Linked DNA regions of Homo sapiens: region 2 is linked to region 1. A link is a loop called in an ENCODE intact Hi-C map of the cell type or tissue named here. Cell type or tissue: heart right ventricle. All regions are shown on one strand. Links, peaks and the distances in the headings refer to the core of each region. The heading gives the core; the rest is flanking DNA.

Region 1 (14,092 bases), core at 9,506-13,505:
ATGGCACTCCCTCCCTCCTGCCCCCACCCCAGATAGAATGATACTACCATGCTACTAAATCTGGCATTTATTATCTCAAGTGCCCTCTTAAGGTTTAATAATAATTCTGTTAATTTTATGATTTGACAAGACCTCTTAATTTTTTGGCGTAATTGACTTGTAGTTGACAGAAATCTTCCATACCTACCATCTCATCTGATTTTCACCAAAATCCTATGAGGATGTGCTAAGCTTGGGAAGATTCTCTCCAGCTTTTCATATGAGCAAAGTGAGGTTCCGAGTGTGATATGTCATAGCACTTAGCATCCTGACCACGTTTCATCGCATTTCATGCTTTGTTTTCCATTGCTAGTTATTTTTTCATGTACCTTTGTATCCATCACTAGACTGTAAGTTCTTGAGAGCAGTGATCTCTCTCCTGAAGCTGTGGCCAGTGTGGTAACGTTACAGGGCTCAGGCTTCAGTAAAAATAAATAAATAAATACCCAGTGATGAGGGGAAAGTAGCCCACGTTACGGAGAAGCTTCTGAAGCCTGAGATAACACAGATAAGGTATGTAGAAACTGGACCTAAAGAGAGGAATAAGACACAGGATGCCCAACAGAGTATGACGGAGCTCCACGGACTGGAACCCATGACACAGCATGCTGGCAAAATTTGGCTGTTATAAGTCACGCCCCTGATGTTTGAAAAGGCAAAACAAGGAAGTTTTCGGAAGAGCTGTAAGAAAGCAGAAGGGTTATCCGGTTCACTTGTTGCCATAATCCTGGACTTTCTGCAAACACATCATACACCATGACATCATGATGTGTAATGGGATCATATCACAAAAAACCAATGTAATGCCATCAAAAGCATGACCCTTTAAGAATATTTCAGAATTCACACATTTAGGACTAGGGAACTTTAAGGAAATGGTATTAAAGACAGCCATGATCTACGGCTGGGCGCGGTGGCTCATGCCTGTAATCCCAGCACTTTGGGAGGCCGAGGCGGGCGGGTCACCTGAGGTCAGGAGTTTGAGACCAGCCTGACCAACATGGAGAAATCCCGTCTGTAGTAAAAATGCAAAATTAGCCGGGTGTGGTGGCACATGCCTGTAATCTTAGCTACTTGGGAGGCTGAGGCAGGAGAATTGCTTGAACCCGGGAGGCAGAGGTTGTGGTGAGCCGAGATCACACCATTGCACTCTAGCCTGGGCAACAAGAGTGAAACTCTCTCTCTCAAAAAAAAAAAAAAAAAAAAAAAAACAGCCATGACCTTAAAAATTTTGTCTCACTCAAAGCTGGAGTGGATCTCTTTTGTTCCATAGACTTCTCTGAGCCTCCCAATCCATCAGTAGGGAAATGAGAACTTCTTACAAGCCATTGTAAGAACTTCTCCCCTATTTCAGGCATTCCTTATGAAAGCTTTTTTTGTCACATGTCTGATATCCTTAAGGAAAAATAAAACGTGTTGGCCTTAATGATTTCAACCTCTTAGACTTAAATGGAACACAGTAATATGCCAGTTAATTTCTGCTTGTAGGTTCCCAAGTAGGGCTTAAAAATATATTCTAGCTTTCTCAACTATTTTTCATAAAGAAGAATCATCATGACTGTGAAGACCACTGTGATTTGTGGAATAAATCCATAAATGTATAACCCAAACAGATCAACTAAATGAAGCTTCCCTCGAGCATGACAGTAAGTCGGCTGGGCTCTAGGAACAAAATGTGTAAGCACAACACTCACAGAGTGGATATTCTTTCAAGTGATAGAGACAGGGTTGGGAAGGACTCTAGAGTTAGAGCCTTCCATGGGCAGTGCTGTTTATTGTATACACAAATAATAGTGACAATCGCTAATATTGACTGTGGAATGCTTTACATGCACCTTGTCATTCACACTTTCTTACAAATAATGGGGCACTATTCCTTTTATTTCTTCTACTCTTAGAAATAACAGAAGCTCAGAGTGGTTAGTAACTTGCTCTATCACCTAGAGAGCAAATGGGGGAGCCAGGCTTCAAATGTGGGTGTGTCTGCCTCCTGATCCCCAACTCTTAAGCATTTTGCCATTTCATCTTTCACCAAGGCTCTCCTGCTCTCCAGCATGATCTGGGCTCTGAACTGTTTCTCCACTAGCCATCTGAGGATAGGTTTCCACCAATTCAGCCACCGAGCTGCTGGAGACGGGGGTTATTAGATTACCATCTCAGAGCAAAACAAAATCAGTATAAAATCTTAGCCTCATTAGCATGGGACTCAGTCTCCTCAGGTAGCCAGTCTTGGCCATTGATTTTTTATTATATGCAGCAGTTACATTTCAGTTTCTCAAGTTACTCATAGCTACATATGAGTAATAAAATGATAGCAACAACTGGAGTGATGCTAACCATTAGTTTGCCTTGAGTCCAAGGACAAAACAAAGTCTTAAGTGTCCTACTCACTCCTTAGCTCCAAAGTAAACAAGTCTTTCTGCTACTAGTACTGGATTAAGCTTCATAACATTGTCCAGGTGAAAGTACTTAGGGCTGGAGGCCTGTGTAGATGCTTGTAAAGAGGGAGATGCTTTGGCAGATTAAACCCATTCTGTGGGCTTGTTCTATTTTCTGGAAAATCTCAAGTATGACAAAATAGCTCCAACGAGTTATTGTTCATCAACATCTGTCATAAATGTTAGAAATCTTGGCATCATTTATCTCTATCTCAATCTCATCTCTATCTACATTTATAATTTACTTATGTATTTAAAAAGAAATAGAAAAAAACACCCTGGTCTAATGGAAAACATCTCAGCTCTAGTGGTTCCCAACCTTTTGGGGTTTGAGAATCAACAACACAATGTTATGAAACCTTTTGGGGTTTGCTATTCAATAACAAAACAAAAAAAGATAAAACAACTATAAATAAATCCTATCTGGCTGATTTAAATTATAGAGCTCATGCAGCTTGAGCAAACCCTCTTCCCTTAGCCATGGTGTGATTCCTCTTGATTGAGAATCGAGTTTCTAGGCTACTTCTCAGAGAATGAAATTACAAAACACAAGATAGCAGATTTTTAAAAAATTGTCACCAGGTATCCCTGCTGGATATCAAGTGACTGGGTCAGAAACTCAGTTGGAAACTCTGCTTAAAGAAGAGCGGAACAAATCCCCCTTGCCTGGGAGGCCAAACAGAGCATTGTTTTAGTTCCGTAGGAGATAATGACAATGGAATAAAACATTGTCCCGGGTAATGGTCTCCCGCTGGTAGGGAAATGCGTAGGCAAAAACAAACAAGGGGCTGAACTGCTACCTTCTTTTTAAAGCAAAAACTGTTGATCCTGGAACTGAGTACCTCCTAGCAGCTTCCATTTGGTTATATTAAGTCTTACATTTGGAGGTGCTCTGGGCTGGGGTGTCGCTGGGTAAATAGGGGGCAGGGTACAGATGTTAAGAGAGCCGCTAGCTCTACTGCTTCTGAACTGCTGGCTTCAGAGATAGGCTTAGGGGACCATTTTGAATTTCATCAGCCACTGGACAAAACAGGCTTTCCATAAAAACACAATCACCACTTCATGCTTTGCTGCCAGCTGAGATCTCCCTGCTGCCATATTCCACCCTCATGCCACCCATTTTATGACTGCCGATTAGACTGATATATATTGTATTGGTAAAGTTCTGCATTTCTTGAAAAGAAAACCTTTATAAAATAAAGAAGAATGAAGCCAATAATCCATTCATTTGACACAGAAAGTCAGCACTTTCCGATCTTTCTCCTTTTTTCCCTTGCAAGATAATATAATATGTAGAGACTGTCTAATGTGTCTCTCAAAACAAGATTTAAATCAGAGATCAAAAGTGGGTAGTGATTTAAAATTCTAAATTTTGGAAAAATAGCAACTATCCTTTCATTTTTGAAACAAAAATAAATGAAAATTCAGGGCCAAAGTCGTCCTTCTGCCAACTGGAGCTTCTGTAGAACACACAGCTCAGACTCTACCACACAGATGGAAAATAGTCCGAATGCATGCTGGCAGTATTCTTTCATTCCACGAACTTCTACAGTTTCCTTTAAAGCAGCATGGCATTCAAAAGTTGAGGTCCAATTCATCTTTGCTGTTAATGAGGCATTTTACAAGTGTATTTTTTTTTCTTGGGAAAAAATTTTGAATTGGGTAAAACAAATGGCAAGTGGATATTTAAAAACAAAAACAAAAACAAAAACAAAAACAAAAAACACCTCCTTACTTGGACTGGTGATTGACTTGCTTAGAATTCTCTGGGCCAGCATTTCATTTCCTGATGGCTGCCATTTCCCCTCCCATTCCAAGTTCTCTCTACTTGGGGCTGACACAGGACGTGGAAATACTAATATGGCTGCTGGGACTCCTTTCGTGTATTTCAGCAAGAGAATTATTTCGTATCAGTGCTCAGTGTCTCTCCAACTTTTCCATTTCCTCTAAGGTCAGGTTTCCCTACAAAGAAGAACGCCATATCGATTGTTAGTAACAGGAACTAAGCATTTGGGGGCCAGACACACAACTTTTCTGTTTCATGGTGTCACTGGCAGAAGAGGATCCTGGCCTGAATACACATTGGAAAGAGGCAATTTATATTTTTATTACAGTCATTAATCTGATATTTCTAATTTAAAAACATTCATTTGGAAAAAACTCAATGATGAGACAAAACAGTGTTTTTGCCCTGTTACCTGTATGTAATTATCTCAGTTTTCTCCCTCACCTTTGTGGCTTGATGAGGATTCCCTGGTTAAACGCAACTCCAGTACGTAATAAAGGGCATCAGTTACTTTTGAAGGTGCTTTGGCAATGTGGTCACTAATGTAAGTAACCATCACAGAAACCTCAAGTCGAGAGAATAAATGGGAGAATAATAAGCAGAGAGAACTAGCATAGGGAAAAAGTTAAGGGGGGGAGGTAAAAATTTGGTGGAAACAGAAAAACTCTTTAATGTGGATGCTAAGGAACAAGATCAAAGTATAAGAATTTGGATTAGGCAGGATCAGTTCAAGTTGTTAATAAAAATATGTGGGAAGAAACGAAAGCAAACAGTTCTCGGATCAGTCTCCAGGTATTCAGGGCTGGCCAAACACAACGAGAAGTGGAAAAGGGGTGATAATTAGTAACAAATATGAAGGTGTGTAGACACTTTGGGCAATTCCGATCTTAACGCCTCCTCTTCCTCAATATCACAGTGCTTCATGCAAAACAAGGGACTGCTTAGAATTCTGTCTTCAGCCTTCATGAATCTGGTCAGGAGTTTCTGCATCTTCCTTACCTTGTCAGCATGCTCAAAATATTTAATGCGATGACCTCTCACTCAGTAGGCATGGGATGCCTAAACCTGTATCATTTCAGCCTTTGCCCTAAAGCAGAGTTCTTCAGTAATGCAAAATTTCCTATATGAGAACTTCTGCTTCAACAACAGTAAGGTCCCAGGCACACAAGGAAATGCCCAATGCAAAGAATCTGGCAGGAAAATGAATGGTTGTGAAGATTGGGCTCCAACTCCTTTTAAAAAAGAGTTCCAGGAACATGTTTACTGTGTAATTTTGCCATGAGAAAGTTCATGGGAACCATTTTCAAGTCTCAGGAAAGTCTATTTGGTAAGGTAGGAAGTTTGCAAGTTCAGAGACTATTTTTTTTTAAAGAAACAAATTTCAATCACTTTAATAAACACTTTAAAAGCAATTTATGATAACTGTAGCCTTCCAATGACTAGGGCTACACTGAACTTTCCAAGCCGAAACATTCATCCTTGTATTCAGGAAAAGTCCTCTCAACAATTTGGAAAAATATTAAAAATATGAAAGCAATTGAAAAATCACTTTCACCTGTGCAATATCCTTCTTTCATGAATGTCTCCAATTACATAGCTAGGGTTACAGATTTTCACAAACACAGTTTCATTTTTGATAGTTATGTAGCTGTAATTTCAGGCCATTTCACTCTATTGAAAGGTACGGGGGCTGCCTTTGCCCTCTCTTCCTCCTGTCGCTTAAACCATCCAAGAAAACATCAAGAAATTAAATAAGAAGGGAAAACAAGAGGTAGAGATCGTATTCAAAAGACTGGAGTCCACCACATGAGAAGAATCAAGTTTGTAACCGCTGGGGTTACCTCCCTGCTCTGTCTTCCATCTGGGCAATGGGCTAACATCCCCGGGCTGGGGGTGTCTGAGGAGGATGAAGACATCCTCAGCGCTGCAGAGGTGCTAAGAAAACAGCCAGCTGTCTCCTGACTTAGAATTTTTGAAAGCTTTCGGGCCTCTCTGAGAAAGCCGTTCCAAATCCACCCCGTATCAATTTGCCTTCTAGAAGCGGCAGGATAAGCACACGGGTTTGGGCAGTGCTCACATTTTGGGTTTATTGGCTTGATGGGGTTGTTTGGGGCGCTCTCAGTTACAAACTGCAGAAGAGTGGGGGCGGGGGACAGGATGGGGAGGAAAGGGTGGGCGAAGGAGCCGAGAGTAAGACAAGCCGAAGGGTGGAAACTGCGGGAGGGAGAGGAAACGCCGAAGGCGATGTAGAGTCCTGCGAGGGACCGGGAGAGGTAGGGAGGGATCCGAGCCGCAGTCCTGAGGGAGAGCGACCGCGCGCCCCGCAGCCGAGCTGGGTCCCTTCGCCCCGCCCGGAATCCCGGCCCCCGCCCGCCCCACGCAAGTCCCCGTGCCCCCTCCGGGAGGTGGGAGTCGCCGGGACTCTGCGCTCCGCCAGCCTCCGTCTGCTGGCCGGGTCCGGGATCCGCACCCGGAGAGGCTGAACCGAGGCTGAACCGAGGCGGACGCAGCCCCGGGTCGGTGGCTCGCCTGGCCGGGTGGGGTGGGAGCGATTTTCTGGCGGTGGCGTTTGCAGGAGGGGAGGAGACAGCGCCACCCAGGGCCTCCCCGAGCACTGCCGGCCAGGCCGGGCTCGGGGGCCGGAGTGAGGGTGCAGGTGGGGCTCCGGGTTCTGCTTCTTGAAGGCGGCGGCGGGGCGAGAAATGCAACCGCGTGGGCCCCGCCTGCTCCCCCCGGTCCTGTCTTTCCTCGACGCTCGGGAGGCGTCCCGCAGCCCCCTAGTCGCGATGCTCTCAGGTCCCCGGCGTGGACCAGCACGTGGGCCCGGGAGTCGAGTGGGGACGAAGGCATGTTGGCCGCCTCAACTTCCTGCGCCGACGGCTGGGGACGCGGAGAACCCTCTCCGAGCTGGGGTCCCCGCCTGCTGGGCAACCTCACCTCAACGTCTGGCCTGGCCTGGGGCCGCTTGGACTCGGCAGCGGCTGCACTCCTACAGAGCCCAGACGCGCCTTCTCGCTTTTTCCTTTCTGGGCCGGGGCCCTAAACTCCCGGAACTCGCCGCAAGAGGAGCGTTGAAAACAAAAGGGACAGCCCAAGCTGTCCCGCCCGCTGCGCCCGAGGAGCATCCCCTTGGCGCTGCAGGCTGTCGCCTCCCCCAGCACCTGGCGGGGCGGGTGCCAGGCTGGGCCTCTAGACGGTTTCACCGCTGCTTATCATTTCTCCTTCATTTTGCAGGGGCAGGGGAGCTGCCCCTCCCTTCGGAGAAAGGCCGCGCCTGCACCCAAAGGTAACCCTCGGGTGACCCCGGGAGCGGGGCTGTCTGGCCTTGGTGCGAGACCCCGGGCGGGGGGTCAGAGGTTTCTGTTGCATCAGAGAAACACGGCAGCGTCAAAAAGAAAAAGCTTCCAGTGGGTCTGGGCCTAAAGCTATTTTTATTTAAGTCTCAAATTGTCTAGTTTGCCATTTTGCTTCTATTTTTTAAAAAATTATTTCTCAGTGGCATGGGGGAGGGGAGATCAAAGGTGACGGATGGGTATCTCTATGTTGGTGTCAAGTATGCCTTCATGTCTGTCGTTTCTTCAGCAGTTGTCCCAGTACCGTCCACATAAAGTATCTTCTTCCAAGGACCCGTTGCAATAAAACGGGATATTTCTATTTGGACCGTTCTATGTCAAAGAAGGTTGGCAGCAGCGCCAGGCTTACCCATGATTAAAGGGGGACATTTCCTACAATAAGGTAGAGTCAATGCAGAACCCACAAGCTCATTGATTTCCATCCCTGTGTCGTCAGCTTGTTCACTTTCTCCTAAGATTATGACAATAGTAGTAATAATAATAACCAGGACACAAATAACTCTTGAGAGGTCACTTGTAACTACCTCTTCTTGGAGGTGAGAAACACACACATGCATACACACATACACCCCTGTGGACTTATGGTTTATTTTTGTCAGAGGAACTTAGAATTGCCTGAGGTGGTGTGTGTGTGTGTGTGTGTTTTTTTTTTTTAATGATTTATTTACAGACTTGCTAATGCCTCCGCAGAAATCCTGTTTATCAGCCCAATAGTTGTGACAGGGTTAGAAAACCAGTTTAAACTGTTAATCGGCCAGAAAAAGGGCCCTAGATTGATGCCTTTCACTTACCTTTGAAAGGCTATAAAAGCAACGCCATACATTGGGATGAAATTAGACAGCGACAAAATCATTACCTTGACTTCCCACAATAAAGACAACCTTAAAAGGGGGCTATTGATGGTTTCAAATTACATAACGGTGGTTTATATGTTCTTCCTCTGCGCTCACAGAAAGCAATTTTAAAGTGTGAATTCTTCAAAGAACGGGCAAAGCATTCACACACAGACATGCGTTTTTATTTTATGTATTGCAAAGCGCTATGAGAGAGAGAGAGAGAAACCAAAAACAAAAATCCCAGCAAAAGGAGGCCGAGTCCAAAGAGAATATGTCCGGTTTCTATTTCACCAAGCTCCTGGACTCACATTTGGCCCCGGAGCCGAGTGCTCGGTCTCTTTCCCCGGGACGGGACAGGGAGTGGAGTTCCTAGCCCCTTGGGTGGGAAAAGCCCCGCGCACGTCACCGGGTCCCGTCTGCTCACTGCTTCTGCATATTTTAAGCCTGGACACAGCCTCCTTTAGGATAGAAAGGCATTTCCCAAACAACACCGATTCTGGGGGTGTAGTGGGCCTGGCGCTGGGTCCTGGAGAGAAGGTTCAGCCCCCCTTCTCATCCCTGTACTTTGGGGATGGCTCGTACTTGGACAGGGGTGGGCCTCCGCCTTCTCCGCCTTCTATCGGACCTTTCTTCGGATGGATTTCTACGTAAACTCGGAAGGCGATCAAATGCAGGCGGCCAACCTCCAGCGCTTTTTTTTTTCCTCTCAAAGGCGGCGCCTGCATTTTTGGGGGCTCCAGCCCAGGCTGAGAAAGTCCCCTCAAACCTCTACTCTGAGGTTGCTCACACGGCCTGCAAAAACCCGACGGGGCACCCCGCCACCCCACCTTACGTTTCCCTAGGGCCAAGTCAGTGGTCAAAAACCAACCCGGTGGTAGCTGCCTTTACCAAGGAAAGACAGCCAGGACGCCCGCACCGACGGCAACGCGCGGACAGAGAGGACCGTGCCCTCTTTCGCATGTTACGGGGCGAGGGGGCTGTTGGCGTCAGGAGCGCCCTGGGAGGAACTTCGTAGCGGATTCGAGAGACAGAGGGAATTCAGCAAACTTGCTGCCCCGGGCTGCCGGCTGGAGCCCGGCAGATTCGCTGCGCAGCACTGCCCCCTGGTATCCAGCGCCGAAAGTGCCCCCCTCCGCAGCTGCAAGGCTCCTCCCTGGGCTGCGCGGGACAGATTTTTTCTCCTTTCCTGGCTACACGCCTAACAGAGAAGCTATCCCGAGGGACCTCAAGAAGTCCCCCCAAGCCGTACTCAAAAGCCTTTCTCCCTCCTCCTCAAGCGCTCACTTCCCCAAAGAGGACCCGGACCCCTGACTGCCTGAGCCAGGTCCCCAGCATGGTCCGCAACCCTTCTCGACTCCGGCATCCACCTCCAGGCTGACGTCTACCCGGGAGGGGGCTGGGGACCCAAGGAGACTTCGACTACAGGCCCAGGCGAACGGAAGGAAGAGGCTTGCGTTCAGAGAGACACGTTTGGAGCTGGGACTGTTCATTCTTTAAGGAACACCAGCTTCCAGGGCATCTTTCGTTGGCACCTTGGCTTTCCAGAGAAGAAAGGAAGTGGGTATCAGGGCCAGCCCCTCCTCGCACCCCAGGCTGGAGAGGTGCCGAGGTGCTTAGTCACTCAGTCCAAGGGCACCTGAGAGATGGGGGCAAACTTGGCAGGAGCTTGAGCACGGAGGCGTGATCCGCGGGGGGCGCAGGCAGGGCGGGGCCCAGAGCCCCCTTCCGCCAGCCCAGCCTGCCCCTTCCAACCCAACTTGTCTGGCACTGGCTTCTACGGGTGCCGAGAAGACTGCTGTCGTGGGCACAGGGTCCTCGACCCCAGGACGTGCGTGGCCTTTCCCACCCCAACCGGATGGTTTGTCCCAGGCTTTGAGACTGAGCTTGATAGAGAGGTAGGAAGGAAGCGGCGCCAGCTCCGGAGCCAGAGTGGGTTGGAGTCCCAGCTTGGCCACCCTCTAGCTGTGTGACCTTGAGTGAGTTACTTCGCCTCTCTGAGCACCAGTTTCTTTGTTTTTTTTTTTTTCAGGAATGGTGTGAGGATTGAGGTAATGTCCTTAGGATGCCCACATGTGTTCAGTCAAGGTCGGTCGTGATGGTTGCCGGCGTCCGCTGCAGGAAAGGCCCCCAGGAATCAGCTTGTAGGGTGGGCGCCAGCCGGTACTGCACAGGGGCATCGCGGCCTCCGGTTTTAGAAGGGGCAGAAACAGCGCAGTGTCCTCAGCCCTGAGGGCTGAGTGTTGGAGGTCCCGACGCTCCTGGGTTCTCTTCTGCCCGGGTGCAGACTACAGCAGGTGCGCAGGGCTTCGCACACCTCTGCTGTGGGAAGTGAGTCATCTTCGCTTATGATTGCATCTGGCCAGGCCAGCTACGAGAACACTGGGCCTCACAGCTGCCACGTATCCAGCCTTAACCTGTGCCAGGCACTGTGCTAAGAGCTATGCACCCACAATCCCACTTCTTCACAACAGCCTCGACCGAAGTAGATGTTTAAGTTTTTAAATTTCCATTTTACAGAGCAGGAAACAGACTCAGAGAGGTTAACTTCCCCCAAGATCACACAGCTGGTAAGTTGGAGAGCGGGGACTTGAACTGAATCTTCCTTGGAGGCCAAGCTCTGAACCACTAAGTTGGGTGGCATTAGAGAGCCAAGCTCTCGCCCTTCGGTTTCCATTCACGCTACCCTCTCTGAGCCGCAATTCTCTCTCCTGCGTTGGCACTGGCAGAAGTTGAGACACGCTCCCAGGAATCGCGGGCCGTGGCGCGTACTTCCACGCACCCCAGCTAGTTCCAGAGACTCAGCTTGTTCTGAGATCCTCTTGTCGAGCCCCCTTGGTCCCGGCGCCCGGCCTGTGTGGTGCTCAGATCAGACTTATCCACCCGAGCACCACGCAGACCAGCGCCTGGACCAAGGTCCCGGGAAGGAAGCCCTCCTCCCCTTCTCCTGTGGCTTAGCTCAGCGATCAGGGAGGAGCCAGTTAAGAAGTCACAGTCGAAGCCATGACTGCTGTGTCCCGGGGAGGCAGTGGAAGGCGAGGAGCACGGAGCGGGGATACCGCCGGACAACCCCTCCCCGCCGCCCCGTCGGCGTCCTCGCTGCGCAGGGGCTCCCTTGCTGCCCCAATCTAAAAGGAAGCCGTCGCGGCCCAGGGCACGGTAACTAAAAGGCCGTCGGGGAGGGAGACGGGAATGAGTGGGCTTGGACTTGAGGTTTCCGAGCCAGCTGCTCCCTAGAGCCGTTCCTGAGCTCGTCAGCCAGCACGTATTTAATGAATGGCCACTGGGTGCTAGGCCTTGCACGCAACCCTTTCGTCCTCCCCCGGGGCTGAGCCGAGGGTGACCCAACACTAGTCGGAACGAGCCTGGAGACATGGCGCCGGGGCTGCGCTCTGCAGGCCTGGCCTGGTCGCTCTCCACGCACCCCTCTCTCTGTAGCTGCCGCCCCGCCCGGCTCTGCCTGTGGGCGCCCCCTGGCGGCAGGAAGCCGAGCGCGCACCACGCCCTCGGGGCTCCATCCCCACTCACCCCGGCGCCTCTAGCCGCTCCACCCGCACCCCCAGTTCGCGCTGCGGCGGCCAGCCTCTTCCCCGACGGCCGACCGAATGTCCCTCAGAGCTTTCCGTGACCGGCCAGGGCGCGTGGCTGTCCGGAGCCCCTCCACGTTCCCCAGCAGCAGGCCCGGCTCTCTCTGATCAGCGAGCGCGGATGCCGGTCTCCTCCCTCCCTCTGCCGGGCTCCAGCCCGACGCCAGGCCGCTGGGGGCAAGCGCTGTGCTTTGGAAGAGGAGAAAAGCCCCAAATAAACAAAAACCCAAAGCCCATTCAAGTTCAGGGGTGGAGAACTGTTGGCATCTGAATTTTAAAAAGATCGCCGGGACTCCCAACCACCACCAAACACCCTCTTGTCCACCCCCCCCCGCCCCCGACACCATCCCACCCCACACACCCCACGCCCGCGTCCCGTGAACCGAACCGCCAATGCGCCGCAACCTTCTCGGCAGTCACACCTGTGTCCCCGATGCCATCTGCCCACGTCTGTGTGTGAAGCAAACCCCGCTGGCAGACGGGATGGAGAGAGATGGCTCCTCCAAACCAGAATTAGGAGGAAAACCCCGCTGAGGGCGTTTCAAAAACCCAACAGGCGAGCGGGGAAACCTGCATTGTCAGACCTGCTGGGCCCTGAGTTCTAGCCCCATGCACCGCGCCGAGCTAATTCTCCCGGCGACTCTCTGAGGGGTTATTACCACGTAATAATTGATGAGGACACTAAGGGCTAAGAGGAGTCAATTAACTTGTCCCTAGTTACAGAGTTGGAAGTCAGGGATGGATCTTAACTGGTGGGGCTGTTCCGAGGGCCTGTGAGAGACTGGGTTTCAGCCCAGAGCCCAACACAGCGCCGGTAGAGAAAGTATCGGGTACATTTTTGCCTGCTAATCCGGCGGTAGGAAGTCAATTACATCTTTGATGACTCAGATTTTTGAAACAGCCCCATACAACTTCCAATTACGGGGGCAAATATAATTGTGAAAGTCTATGGGATTTGGAGATGAAGGAGTAGGCCATCAAAACATAACCCAGAACTTAACTTGTTTTGGAAAAAAACATTTTATGGAAAATTTCCAACATATAGGAAAGAAAAGAGAATATTATAGTGAACTCCCATGCACCTGTCCCCAACCTCCAAATAACGAAGGCAAATCTATTTTATGGTCAATCTATTTCCTCCCCTCCTTCCCACGGACTCTGCCTCCCCAGCTGTCAAAACCTACACACACACTGCTTCCCCTATTCACACAGATTATTTGGAAGTAAAACCTGGACCTTGCCACACTTAATCTGCAAGCATTTCAGCATGTACTGTCAAGAGATGACCACATTACCAAAACTACAATAGCATCAACACAACCACAATACCAAGATATACCCACAAACTTCACATTCCTAAACACCCTGGAGTATCCAGCTGGCTGAAGCTTTATTTTAACCACAATTCCTGGCTAGAGCTTGGTTTTCACTGAGTTTCAGCTCTAGGGCCAGAATGACCTGGGTTTGGATCTTGATTTTTTTTTTTCTTTTCACTTATTAGCTGAATGACTCGGGGGCATGACTTACCTTCTCTCTGAGTGTCAGTTTAGTGCAATCTCACATGGTTGTTACAAAGATAAAAAAACAAAACAATGCATGTAAAGAGTTTGGCATAAGCCAGGGAATAGTATCTGTTATTTCTCCTAAAGCTGGACTTCGGTGAGATTTTAGCTAACGAAGGCTTGAAAATTAGGTTTGAGTTGGGGCATCAGAAGTTTTCACGTTGCATGGAGGGTAAGACTAGAGCCAGGGATGCACCACCACACCCAGTGATCATTCATGAGTTCACCCCTCCCAGGATTAACAACTGAACTCTCAGTGATGTCTTATCTTATAAGGCTCTAGTCTTATCCTCCATGCAATGTGAAACCTTTTCAGGTTCTCCAAGGATCCTCCTAGGTCCGACAGTCATCGTGGGCTTTTCTTGGGGGCAGTGCTGGTCTTTCTCCCCTGTATTCCTGCCTCTAGCATGCGGCTGGGCACACGGGGTCAGTGCTGTCTGCTGAAAGAATGGTTGATGACATCATCCCATCACGTGGCCTTTGCATAGCCAATT
Region 2 (15,430 bases), core at 4,228-8,227, 490 kb before region 1:
TGGCTCCCAGATCCAGGCCAACCTGACTCCACAGGCACCAGCTGGTGATGCTGGGAAAGCCCATCCCCTTTCTCAGCTCTGCCTCGCCGAGTGGCCGAGCCTGGCTGATACTTACGGAGATGCTCAATGATGCTATCGATGGTCGGCTTAAAAAGGGCGTTCATGGCATCTGGACTCATCCGCAGCATCCCCTGCGAGGACCACTTCACAAAATCCACACTGCAGGAGCATAGCATGGAGAAGAGCAGGCAGTGAGGGTCTACACGATACCCAGGCTTATCTGCATAGACACCTGCCCTGGCAGAACATCTGTCACTTCTTAGCAGGCAGAAAGGGGGTTGAAAGCCAAAAGCACCTTTGGAAACCCTAAACTGCCAGGACCTGGACCCTTAGAAGCTCAAAAGCTAAGACATAATCTCTTCTCTGTATCTTAAGTTTGGCTGTGACCGACCTTCCCCTGGGATAGTGGAGGCCAAAGTCTAGTGCAAAGACAAGGAGATAAAGGGCTCACTGTCTCTTTCGCAGGACCACACTTTGAACCCAACAATATTTGGATTCAAGCACGTTAAAAGCTCCCTGGCGAGTTTATTGTACTGCTACTTACGGCTACACATGTGTGCGCTCAGGTGCATGTCCTCAGCCTTCCAGGCACCTGTCAGGTGACAGAGTAAGCCTAATTCTACTAGGTGGCCCTCACGGTCTCTGTCCAGAAGCAGCAGTGTGGAGCAGAGAGTCCTGGACGGGAATCCAGGATTGTGGGGCTCTAGCCTGGCCACCACCACTGCGGAGCTCTGGGACTTTGGGCAGATTAGACTCCATTTTCTTCAAGCCCAGTCTCCACGTCTGGAAGTCAGGGATAACTGCGCTTGCCTTACCTCCTTCACGGGGGTTGTTGTAAAGACGAAGTTAAATACCATGTCTGTGAAAGCGCTCTGGAAACTTTCTGGCACTAAGCAAATGCCAGGGACTGTGTATTCCCCAAACCCACAGGGCGTGCCCCTCCTGTTCTCAGAGGCCAAGCAAATGGCGCCTCTGTCCCTGATGCAAAGTGCACACCAGCAGCTTCCCAGGAACATGTTCTAGATGCTGGACGGGAATCTAGAACATGTTGGTAAGGAATCCTTTCCATGGCGTAGGCCAAAGGACAATGTGGTGTGGTATGGAATGACCCCATGGCTGGCTGCAGCCTGTTTCTTAGTGGGAGGGTTGACAGGCCCCAGAACTGTGCAGGTAGGTCTTGGGATTCCAAACAGAGGACAGGTGCCCTCTGTGGGGGACTAACGGGGCAGAGAACATCAGCCCAGTAAGAGGGTCCAGACTGGCCCTGCTCCAAGGGCAAGAAGACCTGACATGAAATCTGCTTTCACTTCCACTAAAAGGAACCAGGGCTTCTTAGGGAAATGGCCAATTCCAGGCCTGGGGTAGGGAATGTACAAGATGAGCCAAGAGTGTCTTCACATACAAGGAGGCAAAGACACTGTCAACCACCACAAATGTCATGTCAAAGGGATTCAGAGCCAACGTGAGAAGGCTCCTACTGGCCGAGATGGGACAGTGTGGGTGTCAATAAGGATAGAATTGCCATTGTTTAAAATACATCAAATATGCTTAAATCCTCAAATTCCTAATGATACTCCCCCTCATGCCCTCACAAAAGGAAAAATTCATTAGCTACTTTGGCGGATACTAGGAAATTGATTCTTTTTTTTTTTTTAACTCATAAATGGAGGTTGAAACCCAACCTATTTATCCTGTCTTCCCTAAGTGAGCTGTAGTTCAGGGCAACCAAACCACTGAGGAGCCAAGTTTCTCTCTCTAGGAGTATTCTAGCTAAATAAATGAGGAAGGAGTGATGGACCAAGATGGTGGCCATGGAGCCACCCCTAATGCATTAGTGGACCAGGCAATAATCATCAATGGCTGCTAATATCACAAAAGGAGAGACAGGCAGACATTTCGTGTCCCCTGATGGGATGCAGTAGGAGGAACCACCACCCGTAAGGCAGATATGCCAAAGATTCAAACTTGAATCTGATTAAACCTCTAAGTCCATCTGCCAACTTGCAAAAAAAAAAAAAAAAAAAAAAAAGGCTATGGGATAGAACCTGCTGTGTAACACCACGGACGTGAGATGAGCAAAGCCCAGATGATAGGAAACTCCAATCTAAGGACAAACTACTAGTTTTGCCATCTAATAAATTGTGAAGGAAAAACCAGGAGGGGAACCTGTACATTAGTGGGACTCGAGGGGCGTATCAGATAGCTGCTATGTAGAGCCCTCATTTGGATGTTGGTACAAAGTGAAAAAAAAAAAAAAAAAGACAAATGGAAAAATGTTAATGTTAATTAGATACTTGATAATATTGAGGAATTATTAATTGTTAAGTGTTATCGTGGTATTGTGGTTGTGATTTAAAACTTGTCTCCTTTAGAGGTACATACTGAAATAGATGAGATGCTAATTTCTAAGATTTGCTTTAAAATAATTGGATTTAGACTAGCCAGGACCTGACAGTTGTTGAAGCTGGACAATGGGGTATTTTACAGGATAAATGTTTGACATGTTCCCTTACAAAAGGATTATTAGAAAAAGGTAATTATGAAATATGATAGATAGGTAAATCTGTCTGTAGTCATCATTTCATGATGGATATTATATATATAAATTTAAAATGTTTAAGAATATTAGAAATCTATTATTTTTATCTTTTTTTTTAAATTCGGCTTTAAACCGTCTTCTAAATATATTCATTTTGCAACAAGCTGAGACACAAAATCAGTCAAGGGACTCAGAGTGGCAAGAAACCTACATTCCCATTGGATTAATTCCACAAATATTTATTGAGCACCTACTGCATACCAGGTTCTCTTCTAGACACTGGGGATATGGCAGGGGCCAAAACTAAACTTCGCTGCTTTCATAGTTCCTCTGTTTTTAGCAAACACATAGATAATACTTGCCAGGTCCCAGGCATTGTTCTAAGCACCCAACATGTATGAATTCATTGCATTCTCACAACAACCCTTGGAGTTACATAGAATTATTATCCCCATTTTCCATGTGAAAAAAACTGAGGGAAGAGAAGTTGAGTCCCTTGCCCAAGGTCATACAGCAAGTGTGTAGGATTGGAACCCGAAGTCCACACTTCGCTCCTCTCTCCCATCAGCACGATCCACCCGCTAGAATGTCCAGAGCCCGAGGTGATGAGCCCAACTCACTTGCTTTTCCGCAAGGCGTGCTCCACACTGTGCCCGCGGAACTTCTTGTAGTAGTCAATGAAGGAGAAGGGCAGGGTGATGTTCAGCGGGTTAGTTCTGTCTGGGGCAGCCGCCCTTTTGCGAGACTCAAACGCAATCATTAAGTCAACCCAGGCTGCAGGGCGTTTGATTTTGAATTGTTCAATAAAATCCTCTCCAAATATTTTATACAGAAGTTTTTCGAACTCATAATCTACTCCTAAAGATCCATAGGGTCCGCCTGAATTGAGAACAAAAAGGGAGGCCATGGTGTTAAAAACCATTAGAAACCCAATCCAGACTCTGAGAAACAGGCCCACCTGTTCATCTCTGAGCCACTTAGCAATGGGACGGCAGCTATAAGTGTTTACTTACACTTCAGAACCCTGCGCTGCTTCTCATTCCATGTGGAGAAGCTTTTCCCTACAGAAATCTCTTGTCAACAATCTTTACTTTATTATTTTATTTTTGTGTTTTCTTTTTTTTGAGACAAAGTTTTCACCCTTGTTGCCCAGGCTGGAGTGCAGTGGCACAATCTTGGCTCACTGCAATCTCCGCCTCCTGGGTTGAAGTGATTCTCCTGCTTCAGCCTCCCGAGTAGCTGAGATACAGGCACGCACCACCATGCCCGGCTAATTTTTGTATTTTTAGTAGAGATGGGATTTTGCCATGTTGGCCAGGCTGGTCTCAAACTCCTGACCTCAGGTGATCCACCTGCCTTGGCCTCTCAAAGTTCTGGGATTACAGGCATGAGCCACCACTCCCAGCCAACAATCTATTTTAAATCAATTACATTTTTTAAAAAATCAATAATTTTATCTAACTAGGACCATTATGGTATTCCAATCCAAGACATCCAAGGGCGGGGGCTGGAAAATCAGCAGGCCTGGTCTAGTCCCTGTGTGATCCTCTAATTACTTATTATCCTTTCCCCTCCAACCTCCCAAAAGGGAAACAGCATGTTCTTTGGTTTAGCAATCTTTTTTTGAGAGTCTCGCTCTGTCACCCAAGTTGGAGTGCAGTGGCGCAATGTCTGCTCACTGCAACCTCTGCCTCCTGGGTTCAAGCAATTCTCCTGCCTCAGCCACCTGAGTAGCTGGGGCTACAGGTGTGCACCACCACGCCCAGCTAATTTTTGTATTTTTAGTAGAGACAGGGTTTCATCATGTTGGCCATGCTGGTCTCCAACTCCTGACCTCAAGTGATCTGCCTGCTTGGCCTCCCAAAGTGCTGGGATTACAGGCGTGAGCCACCGCACTTGGCCAATGGTTTGGCAATCTTGATCCAAGACAAGGTGAGGCCTCCCTAGAAAGTTCACCTTAGCACGGTCATGGGCAACATCAAGTTGCAATCTCATCCTTTCGGAATTTTCAGAAACCAGCGCCCTTGGCCAGGATCTGAAACAGGCTCGCTTTAGGCCAAAACCCAAGTTGTGGTGGTTTGTGTTTTAAAGAATGTTTAATTGCATTTTGCTTTCCAATTTCAAGCAGACATTAGTATCCTCCACCGCCTACGATCCCACATGTTAGTGGCATTCAAGAGAATAAAACTGAGAGTTATCTGAAACAAGTGAAAACAGAACTGCCTGGAATTGGCTCAGGAATAAGAAAATTAGCCCTGCAGGGCCTCACCTGTTGCTTTATACAGTTCCTTAAGGTGTCCCTCCGGTAACCGGATCTGATGGACTGTCAGGTCTACGGTGCCACCGCCACTGTCCACAACCACATACTTATCACCTGGCACAAAAACAGCCATCTTTTACACAGACTGTTTGCCAACCCCATCTGAAACAAGCTTGTGGGTGGTAACTAGGTAGACCCAGCTAAGTGCCCTCAAAACTTCTCATTAGCACAATGGTTTTGCTAATTAGCAGCTCTAGGAGTTAACCATGACCAAAGAGAATGCAATCTGCCCAGGAGGATGGTTAGACATGGACGATGGAGAACCCAGGTGAGTGAATCTAAGATTCACACATTGCTGCATACCTGGCACGTACTTAGTGGGCAGTTTCCTGCCACGTGAATAGTGAGTGCCCTAAAATCATCTGCGTTTCACCAAAGACTTACTCTGGAACTGATCAATTCCAATCCCTACCTGGTTTTACAACATGCAAAATTACAGCTCCCAAAAGAGCTCTCCCTGCATGAGTGGTCTTTAGAACCCACTGAGTTTGAACATTTTCCAAAAGTGCAAAAGGGACAAATGGGAATGGCTTTTCACGAGCAGCACAGGAAAATCCAGCAAGAGCAAAGGACATTGAAGGACGCTACCTTCCTCCAGCTCGGACCAGATTTCTCCTATGACATTCTCCACCAAAAAGGTCCGACTCTGCCGATTACGCCGTATGTGTTCCTTAGCTAGTGGCCGACAGAAAGAAAATGATGACGGGTAAGAAAGCATGAAAAAGCAGAGATCATTTGCAGTCAGTGAAGGCAATAGCATGAGGAGATTTAGGGATGGAACATTAGTGACATTTGACCAAAATAAGTCAATACGATGTCGGGAATCACAAAGCCAGCTCTTCCCAGAGAAAGTGATTTCCACCGGCCTTCCTCTATTCCTCGGCTTAGCCTGTGCCCAGCTGAAAAGCCCACCCTGATGAGATTCTCACAACAACCCTTGGAATTAGGTGGAATTATTATCCCCATTTTCCACGTGAAAAAAACTGAAAGAAGAGAATGTGGTCAAATGTGCGCCACTGCACTCCAACTTGGGTGACAGAGCGAGACTCTCAAATGAGACCTACCCTGGTCACATTTTTTGGAGAATGGGTTAATGAAATCGCCTAGTTTCCCGGCTTTGCTGCCCCAGGGAGGAAGCTATCTGCCAAACAGCCTGCAGTGCGCTCAGTTAAACAATTCCAAATCAAGGAATTTTGTCTGATACAAGGAATTTGGGGTGTGTTTTCCTAACATGCACCCTGGGTAAATAGACTGGGGGGGGGGGCCATTTCCTGACCCAGCTGAAGCCAATATGCATTGCGGCCACAAGGTGGCGCGTCTGGGCCTGGCAAACCCCTGTGCTGCCTTTTCCATGAACACAGGGACAACCTCCGCTCCTGCTGTGGCTTGAGGTGCTGAGTGGCGGAGACGCCTATGTGGCTATGAGAGGGCACAAATCATTGTCCCTATGTTCGGAGAAGGAAATCAGGTCAGGAAAGGTTAAGGGGCTTGCAGTTCCCACAATTTTTTTTTCTTTGAGACGGAGTCTCGCTCTGTCTCCCAGGCTGGAGTGCAGTGGTGCGATCTCGGCTCACTGCAAGCTCCGCCTCCCGGGTTCACGCCATTCTCCTGCCTCAGCCTCCCAAGTAGCTGGGACTACAGGCACCCGCCACCTCGCCCGGCTAATTTTTTTTTTTTTTTTTTTTTGTATTTTTAGTAGAGACGGGGTTTCACCGTGGTCTGGATTTCCTGACCTCGTGATCCGCCTGCCTCGGCCTCCCAAAGTGCTGGGATTACAGGTGTAAGCCACCACGCCCGGCCCCACAATTCTTTTCTTGCAGCCTGAAATTAACCCTTAGACCTTAGGCCCTCGTGCCTTTGAGATTTAACAACAGTGCCCGGCGCCACCCCCATAGTGCTCTCACTTAGCGCTCATATTGGTGCCTTGACCCTGACAGGGCGTGTCTGCAAACCCTATAGCCCTCGACACACCCACAGAGCCCTGGATACCAGGGAACCAAGTTCTGTGACCAAGGCTATGACCTACTTGCATTCAGGTAATTATTAAAGAGGAAAAGCTTTTTAAAATCGCCATCCTCAGTCTCCCTAAGGCGGTGCTCCTTCCCACAGCTAAGCGAGCGTCACCTAGGTCAGGAAAAGTCAGCCGGTTTCATCTGCATTTTAAACTCATCGCACATGAAGCAGACCCAATGAGTGACTCAGCAATAAATCAACAGTCTTAATGGAGAATTAATAACAGGCAATGGAATTAGATTAAGAATCTGTTAATACACAAGAAAGATTAAGAGCCTAGTACAATGTGAGGCCAATAACCGCTCTCAGGCTACCCTCAGATTCTTAGAGAGAAGCTCCCCGCCCCCAGACACTTGGTGGGTGATGAACCAGGGTAACCATGCCTCCATTTATGGGGGTCCTTGGAGGGGCCAGGTAGGGGGGCTGAGCAGAGAGGTGCTTAAAGCCCACCTCCTCCCGGAGTATCCTGATTCTTCATTATGGCACTAAGTGCCTTTAAAATCATCAGAGGGAGAGAGACATCCAGGGCTTGGGAAGGAAGGAGAGCAGGAGGGGGAGAGAGAGAGCAGAGGTACCCTGTGTAAACCCAGCTCCTACTGTGTCACTGCCGCTGTACCCATTGACGGCTGCCTTGCTGCTCAGCTCAATCATCTGGTGTAGCCGCAGCTTTCGGCAGTAGATAGAGGCTGCCTCAGGCTCCAAGGCAATGATGAGCTGCTCCGAGTTCTCGGGGGAGGCCAGGCCTGCCTGGAAGACAGAAACAGAGGCTGGGACCCAGGGCCCCCTGGGCCGGCCTGCTCCTAGGACACCCGTGCCTGGACTGACATCCCTAAGGAGGGCGCACTCGTGCTCTGCATCTGTGGGACATTCTCTACACAGTCCTCTGCAGAGCATAATGTCAGGGTGCCTCGGTACTGGGCCCCAAGCCAGATACCCAAACACCCCAGGGTGGCCAAAGAAAATGTATAGGCACCCTGGGGAAAACACCAGGTGCTCTGGCTGTGGGGCCTCTTGCACTTGGGGCCTCCTTGGCTCAGAGCTGAGCAGCACCATGGGGAGGAGCGGGGGGATTCCGGACTGCAGGAGGCACACGGGCTTCCATGCTCCAGTGGTGAAGGCATGGAGTTGCAGAGACCCTGAAACTTTCCAAACCATCACAGGGTGGAAGGCAGGTGATCTGTTCTCAGTTGTAATATACCACACGGTCTGACCAAATCGGAGCAAACCCCTATCTTTGGTGGCCTTGGAAACAGACCATGGCTGGGCCTCAGCAACACAAGCATTTGACTTTGCTATCTGGGTAACCGACCTGTTATCTCCAGAGCGCTAGGAGGGTTCCTGAGATTTGCCTACTGGGGGTGACAGATAAGCAGTGGCTCCAGGAGGAAGCCCCTCCTGGAATCCCATATAGTCCCTCATTTTCTAGAGTGCGGTTGAGTCAGCAAGAAGATATCTTATTCAAAGCCTCCACCCTTTAATAGTTTTATTATAGACATATATCACATATAGTAATAAATATTCCTTTAACAATCTGATCCCCAAGTTCTCATCTGTGGCTTCCATCTGCAAACATTTGGGGCCTTGGCCTGTAGTAGGCAGAAGTGCTTCTGCTCTGTGACATCTGACCAGTCCCAGTCACCACTCCTGTGGGCCTTCAGAAGGGCCAGCTCAAGAGGCCCTGGGACAACCCTTCTGAGGATGCTCAGAGAAACAGCATGGCTGGGCCTCTAACCAGGTCCCTGGCACCTCTCATGGCCTTGAGCTGCAGCGGGAGGCCCCACTTGCTTCTGGAAACCATTCAGGTACACGGGTGTCCTCAGTTGCCAGCCCGATGGACCACGGAAGAACACTTCATCCCTGCCACTGCCGTGGTGCTGACTTTTTGCCATTTCTTAGGAACCTTGGGATGCTGCCTTCATACCATGCCTACTGGGAGGAAGGCCTCAAGTTCTGTATCAGACCCCTGGGGTTTAGTGCATTCTTCTTGCAGACCAGGTTCAGAAGGTCTCCTAATGTCACACACTCACAAATAACTTCTCATCAGGCGAAGTCGGCCTCATCATGGGCAGAGGGGCTTGGGAGGTCCAATTACTGGGCAAGGAGGGAAGGGGATTTTCAGGTATTAAGAATGCAAAGTGGCCAGGCGTGGTGGCTCACACCTATAATCCCAGCACTTTGGGAGGCTGAGGCGGGCAGATCACCTGAGGTCTGGAGTTCGAGACCAGCCTGGCCAAGATGGTGAAACCCCGTCTCTACTAAAAAAAAAAAATAGCTGGGCATGGTGGGGGCAGTGCCTGTAATCCCAGCTACTCGGGAGGCTGAGGCAGGAGAAATGCTTGAACTTGGGAGGTGGAGGTTGCAGTGAGCCGAGATGGTGCCATTGTACCCCAGCCTGGGTGACAAGAGTGAAACTCCATCTCAAGAAAAAAAAAAAAAAAAGAATGCAAAGGACCTTCAGAGCTATTTATCAACTCCTTCACTTTATGTAGAAAGAGAGGGAGGGTGGCCCACTGTCCCAGTTTGCTCAGGATAGAGAGATTTCCTGGGATGTGAGACTTTCAGTGCTAAAACTGATACTACCAGCAGGCAGGTGACTGAACATCTTCACTCTGTAAATACCAAATGCCTCAAAATGGCAGAACCACATCTGGAAGGCTGACTTTATAAAACCAGATAAGAACCACCACTCTCGTGTCCTGCACTGTCCGTGGCGAACCCTCTTCCCATCACCTAGTACCCTCAGCTACGGCCAACCACCCGGGCAGCATCAATGCCTGTCAGCTCAGCCCATGGGTCAGAGAAGCTGGGTCTGCCCTTAGGTGACATCGGTCAACAGGGCCCTGACTCAGGTGCATGACAGGATTTCCCACTGCCCCCTATTCAAGCAAGTAAAAGTCCCCCCTCCCCAGCTTCACTCTCACAGGGTCACATTAGACATCCTTAGCACAAACATGGCTGGAGGTTAAAGTGAAAGAGGATGTGGCTCTCACACGTATGGTGCCCTCGGGAAAGGTGAAACCTCTGAGCCTGGATCCCAAGGGGTCGGGAGGAAGAAATCCCAAATAAGACCAAGAGGGGCCCCTTCCGAGGGACAGCTCCTGTGCTGATTCTTCCATCCTTGAGGTTGTGGAGTCAAGGACCTCCCAGGAGCATAGAAGGTCCAAGGGGGAAGCTTCCACAAAACGGGGTGAGGAAGAAGGGACAACTTGCTGCAAAGAAACTGCCAGGCCTGTATGTATACAATTCTCCTCCAAAGTTCAAACTTGAAAATAAACTGGGGATGGCAGTAGACCCATGAGTGGAGCCCAAGGAGTTGGTGTGAAGGAAGAAAGGCAAAGACCCAGACGCTACATTACGGTTACCATGTCCCACTGGGATGTCAGCCTGCCAGGTGGGACTTGTGGCAGTGAGGCCCCCACAGGGCCAGAAAAAGCAAGGTGGGCCTGGGCCACGGCAGCAGGGACAGGGATGGGAAGGGAGAAAGGGTGGCATAAGCTCCGCCCCTTGTCCCCTCTTCCCACACTGTAAGTCCCACTCCTCATCCCTCTTCCCACACCATAAGTTCCACCCCTCATCCCTCTTCCCACACCATAAGCTCCACCCCCACCCCTTCCCAAACCATAAGCTCCACCCCTCATCCCTCTTCCCACACCATAAGCTCCGCCCCTCATCCCTCTTCCCACACTGTAAGCTCTGCCCCCATCTCTCTACCCACACTACCCCTGAAATTCTGAGCAGGAACTCTGACTTAGATGGGAAATCTTTATATGGAAATTCAGATCCAGCAGTCTAGAGGGGTGAAGAGCCCTGGGTAAAATTCTACAACTCGAGGGCATCCGAGTGTGCCTGGTGTGCAACTGAAAATCCAGCAGAACTGTCCCCCGCCCAGGACACTCTCACATCCTGAAGACACTGAGGCTGCCCCAAGTCTGTGGAAAACAGCTTGGGCTGGCCACTCAGGGGAGACCTTTCATCTGTCCCTCTCCAGCTGGGCTGGCCTCAGCTCCACAGCAAAAGCTTTGGCCTGTTTCCATAGGGGGTTCCCCACTGTACCAAGATGAGGATGCAGGTGGGAAGCGAAGGTGAAGAGGACCCCACTCCTGAGCAGAGGAAAAGGCAAGGTCATGGGCCCAGGCAGTGTCTGGGAGGCCTCGGACAAAGTAACCACACTTCTTTGCTTGAACCAGCTCCTGTCCAGTGAGGGGCCGTGTCCTACCTGCAAACTCCCATGGAAGCCACAGTAGAGAGCTGAGGAGAGGTGAGAAGAGGCAGCGGACTCTGCACAAATTCAACCTCCCCAGGAGTCCCAGAACTGCTGTGGACTCCGAGAAAAGGAGGAAATGCTAAAGTATCGCCCAGGCTCTCAAAAACCCAGCTGTCTTTCTCTCTGGGCAGGAGGACTCAATGCTTTCAAGTGCAAGCTTTGTTTCTGCATTAACACTTGCAGCCACCCTCAACAGAAGCCCTCCACTTGGCAGCCCTCAGCAAACCTATGGGTCTGTTTGCCTGGGATCAGGCCAGGGTCAACTGCAACCACAGAACACTCTCCGTCTTTGCTAATTCTGCCTTCAGAGAAGGTGCCTCATGGTTACTACTCCCACGTGAGCCCTCCCTCCACTGGGGCCCCTGCCAAGCACTTAACATATTCCGTCTCCAGTCCTATACGCCAAGCTTGTCCAACCCATGGCCCACAGGCCACATTGTGGCCCAGGACGACTTTGGATGCAGCCCAACACAAATTTGTAAACTTTCTTAAAACATGATGAGTTTTTTTTTGCGATTTTTTTTTTAGCTCATCAGCTATCATTAGTGTTAGTGTATTTAATGTGTGACCCAGGACAATCCTTCTTCTTCCAATGTGGCCCACGGAAGCCAAAAGATTGGACACCCCTGTTATTAACGGTGCAGACATGTGTAGCCTCTCCTGCAGGATGGTGGATTTTCTAACAGCAACGCTCAGTTCTTCTTGCCCCAAAGCACACAGTAGGTGTTCAGGAGGTAGCTGCTGAACGAATGGACCCACCAGCCCTCCAGCCAGCCTTTTTTCCTGCAGTTTCCTGGCCCTCATCCCTGCATTCCACAGACATGACCTGGGGATTCTACATACAGGAAGTATCTGAACCAAGAGCATGCTTCCCCATTTGCCTCCTCCAAGAATTCGGGGCAGCAGGAGCGACATCGTAGTAGCTTTTTAGAGCCTTCCTCTGTGATCACGAGTTTCACTCAGGAGAAGCAGGTGAGAAAACCACACTCCAGGGAGACTGAGAAGCTGAGGAGGTGGTGTTTACACCAACTACTCTGCTCCTCTGCCTTGCAGTCAGCCAGGAGAATCTGCCAAGGGACTGTGTCCACAGCTGAGAAAAAATAGCCAGATCAGTTAAGAGCGCTGCTGGTCTGCGGTCAGGCTACAGAAAGGCTACAGCTGCACCAGTTCGGGGTGTTATGCTGTTTTGTTTTCCTGATGATCATTTCTCACTGCAGCTTGTTCAGAAAGGGAGGCAGAAGAAGCTGCGTCTCCATGTTAGATGAGAGGATCATACATATGGGAGCAGCATTTATTTAACACGTTTCCGGAGCCTACTAGAGTTACACATTTTAGGCAAAATGCCCTTTGATATAAACTGGACTATTTCCTATCCACAATCCCCACAGCTTCAGAACAGTCTCCAGTTCTAAGTCTTTTCTAAAGGCCTCAGAAGAGGGATCAGCTGTTCTTTCTGTTATCATCTTTTCACTGAATGCTCTTAAAGGGTCTAAAGATGGCTTGAGTCTGTGAATTACAAAAGATAAAGGTTTAACCCATCTTTTCAACAAGCACTCAACTCAAGGCGAGTTTCTGGAGTTTCACCGATGAAACTGCATCTGTGCACCCTCTCTGCAGCCTTTACGGGCAGTGAGCCATAGCCTGCCCCAGCAGAGGCTCCAGAACTCCAGACCTGCTCCTCACAACATCATCTCCCAGCTCTGCTTCCAGGCTGCTTTCTCCTCCACCTGGCAGGTGGGAGGTTCAAGTTCAGCCCCCACCACTGCCCAGAAACCTGTGCTCAGGAGGCCTTTGATAAGCCTGAAAGGAGGGGCTCCATTTTCCCCACACAAGCAGAGTAGACGTGACCAGTTCTCCAACTGTCCTACTGGAGTAGCCACTCTACCTCATCCTTCCAGCTCTCCTGCCTGAAGTTGGGCCCATGGGATGGGATGCACTTTGGGTAGAAGGGTCAGTGGGCAGCCACCGCCTTGCAGAAGGAGACAGATGACCACCTGATTTAATACCTTTCACATACATGGGTGCCTGGTGAGCACTCGCAGAAGCTGCTAGGCTGAGAACTATGTTCTGTGCTCAGACACTGTATTAGTCAGGGTTCTCCAGAGAAACAGAAGCAGTAGGGCATACAGACACACAGACAGACAGACAGACAGACAGACAGATAGATAATTATAAGGATTTGGCTTATGCAGTTATAGAGGCTGAGAAGTTCCAAGATCTGCAGCCAGCAAGCTGGAGACCCAGGAGAACCCACGGTACAGGTTGGCAGGCTCGAGACCCTGGGACAGTCAATGTTTAAGTTTGAGTCCAAAGGCAGGGGAAAAAAAAAAAAAAAAACAATGACCCAGCTCAAAGGCAGTCATGCAGGAGGAACTCCCGCTTACTCGGGAGGGTCAGCGTTTTGCTCTATTCAGGCCTTCAACTGATTAGATGAGGCCCACCTTCCTCAAGGAGGGCCATTGCTTTGCTCAGTTTATTGATTTAAATGTTGAACTTTATCACAGGAACACTCAGGATAATGACTGACTAAATATCTGGCATCCTGTGGCCTAGTCAAGTTGACATATAAAATTAATCATCACAGGTACATATCTTTCTTATTCTGTATAATAATGGGGGATGGAGAGAGAGTAGAAAGATGTTAATTTTGCTCATAGAGTTGCAAATTTCACTTCCACTTTGTCCTAAGACTCTCCAGAAGACAGGCTAAAGAGACTACAGCAAAGTCTGCAGAGCAACTGTGCCTCCCAATACACCCCTCTCCCTAACCCAAAAGTATGCAAGGCTTCAGTGAACCATTTGGCTGGGAGCAACCCAGGGGCCAGATCCCTGCCTTGGTTGGGTATAGAATCCAGTGCCTACCACGGTCCTGACAGAGAGATAGGCCTCTAGTTTAGGTTTGTTTAATGAATAAATAAATGCATGAACAAAAAAAGCAATTGAATGATCGCCGCCCTCTTTAAATCCACTCAGCGGCTGTCAATGGAACAAAGCAAGTATCAAATCAGAACTGCAAAGGATCAAAAACGAAGCTGCAAAAACACTGTACCAAAGTTAGCCAGCATCGAGGAAACAGCATGTCTCTGGACTTCCGAAAGCAAATTCCCCACATTCATAAACACAGCTCACATCTGTCCTCACCCAAGAGCTGCAGGCCTTTTTCTCTCTGGGGTACCTATTTGATTCCAACAACCCCCAGGGATTTGGTGCCCTCCACTGTGACTCCCCAGTGTGAGGGCCCCACACCTCTTGTCCCACCTCCTAGAAGAGCCAGCCCAGGGCTCAAACTCCCCTGACAGATTCACCAGCCACTGCACCTCTCTTTTTTTTTTTCAGGCTATAAATAAGAATTGACCTTTTCGTGGGTCACACATTTGTTGCTGAAGTCTTCCTGTGGGGCTGGGAAAAGAGTCAAAACCATGAATCTTGAATATTCTTCCTGGGAAAAACTCAGAACGCCAGGTGGCGTCTCTGCAGACAGCTGTGTCCCGATGCCCCATTTCTGGGCCCTGCCGGAAGGCTGACACTATGGAGCTTGTGCTCCGTGATGCCCAGGGCTTCTGTGAATGGCTAAACTGCATTTTGTAATTCTCTTTTTAAAGAGCTTGCCTCTTTCTGGAGCTTCCACCCTCTTCCTTCATCCCTATAAAAACAGATCTATTTTTGGCAGGTACATACACTGAGCCAGATTCTCACACTGCAAGGAGGCAGGGGAGTGCAGGGGAAGCAGCCTGGGGAAGGGGAGAGAGTGCAGGGAGGAGACGACTCGCCCTTGACTGCACGCAAGTTGAACTGTGTGCTACTTGGAGTCAAGCCTTCCGAGTGAGCGCTGAAAACAATTCATGGTGCTGAGGTTCCCATGGCCATTCAACTATGCTGGGGCTCAGGGTTGACTCTGTGGGTTTTTTGTAAAGAAAGTGTCACAAACAAAATCAGAGGTACGTCTCCTGGGAAAGGTGGGCAGGATGCTTCCTGAGAGTCATGACAGTGGGGAGGGGACATCTAATGACTCTGGTGACTTGCCACACAACCCAGCCTCAGCTGAAGACTCACAAAACTGACTCTCAATACACAGAGAGCTGACCCAGGCCCCAGGCGTGGGTGTTCATACGCCCAGGGGCTTAAGTGCAACAGGAGCCAGCTCTGTCCTGTCCCTGGGACCATAACAACAGGTGAGCATGGCTCGCCATTCCTGCCTGGAAGCCAGATCCTCACAGCAGCCGCCCCTAGTGCC

What was found. Peaks named below come from ENCODE experiments on the same cell type or tissue, not always from the same donor. Only the 100,000 strongest peaks of a DNase experiment are listed, where the experiment ranks them.
Region 2: it touches region 1 in a loop (3-fold over the local background); 76 of 110 quality-filtered maps call a loop at or near these places.

The regions. Positions count from the first base shown.
Region 1 is chr10:117,156,402-117,170,493 of GRCh38, forward strand. MIR3663HG (MIR3663 host gene) reads right to left here and starts at 12,654. Exons shown (of 3, transcript NR_121651.1): 1 at 12,459-12,654; 2 at 4,213-4,439. It overlaps MIR3663 (microRNA 3663), which reads right to left and starts at 11,373; the gene lies at 11,277-11,373. RefSeq lists enhancers at 2,959-3,715, 9,192-9,746. In heart right ventricle, for the core only: CTCF peaks have their summits at 9,583, 11,928 (motif pointing left) and 12,138 (motif pointing left); DNase peaks (open chromatin) are centred at 9,873 and 11,920; H3K4me3 peaks cover 768 bases; H3K27me3 peaks cover 4,000 bases.
Region 2 is chr10:116,676,284-116,691,713 of GRCh38, forward strand. It overlaps HSPA12A (heat shock protein family A (Hsp70) member 12A), which reads right to left. Exons shown (of 12, transcript NM_025015.3): 7 at 7,508-7,679; 8 at 5,508-5,594; 9 at 4,869-4,973; 10 at 3,220-3,478; 11 at 116-219. Among named protein-coding and RNA genes, the nearest start is that of HSPA12A-AS1, 14 kb to the left of the region's middle. RefSeq lists enhancers at 43-553, 6,039-6,540, 6,541-7,040, 14,816-15,430 and a silencer at 375-669. In heart right ventricle, for the core only: a CTCF peak has its summit at 6,237 (motif pointing right); a DNase peak (open chromatin) is centred at 6,238.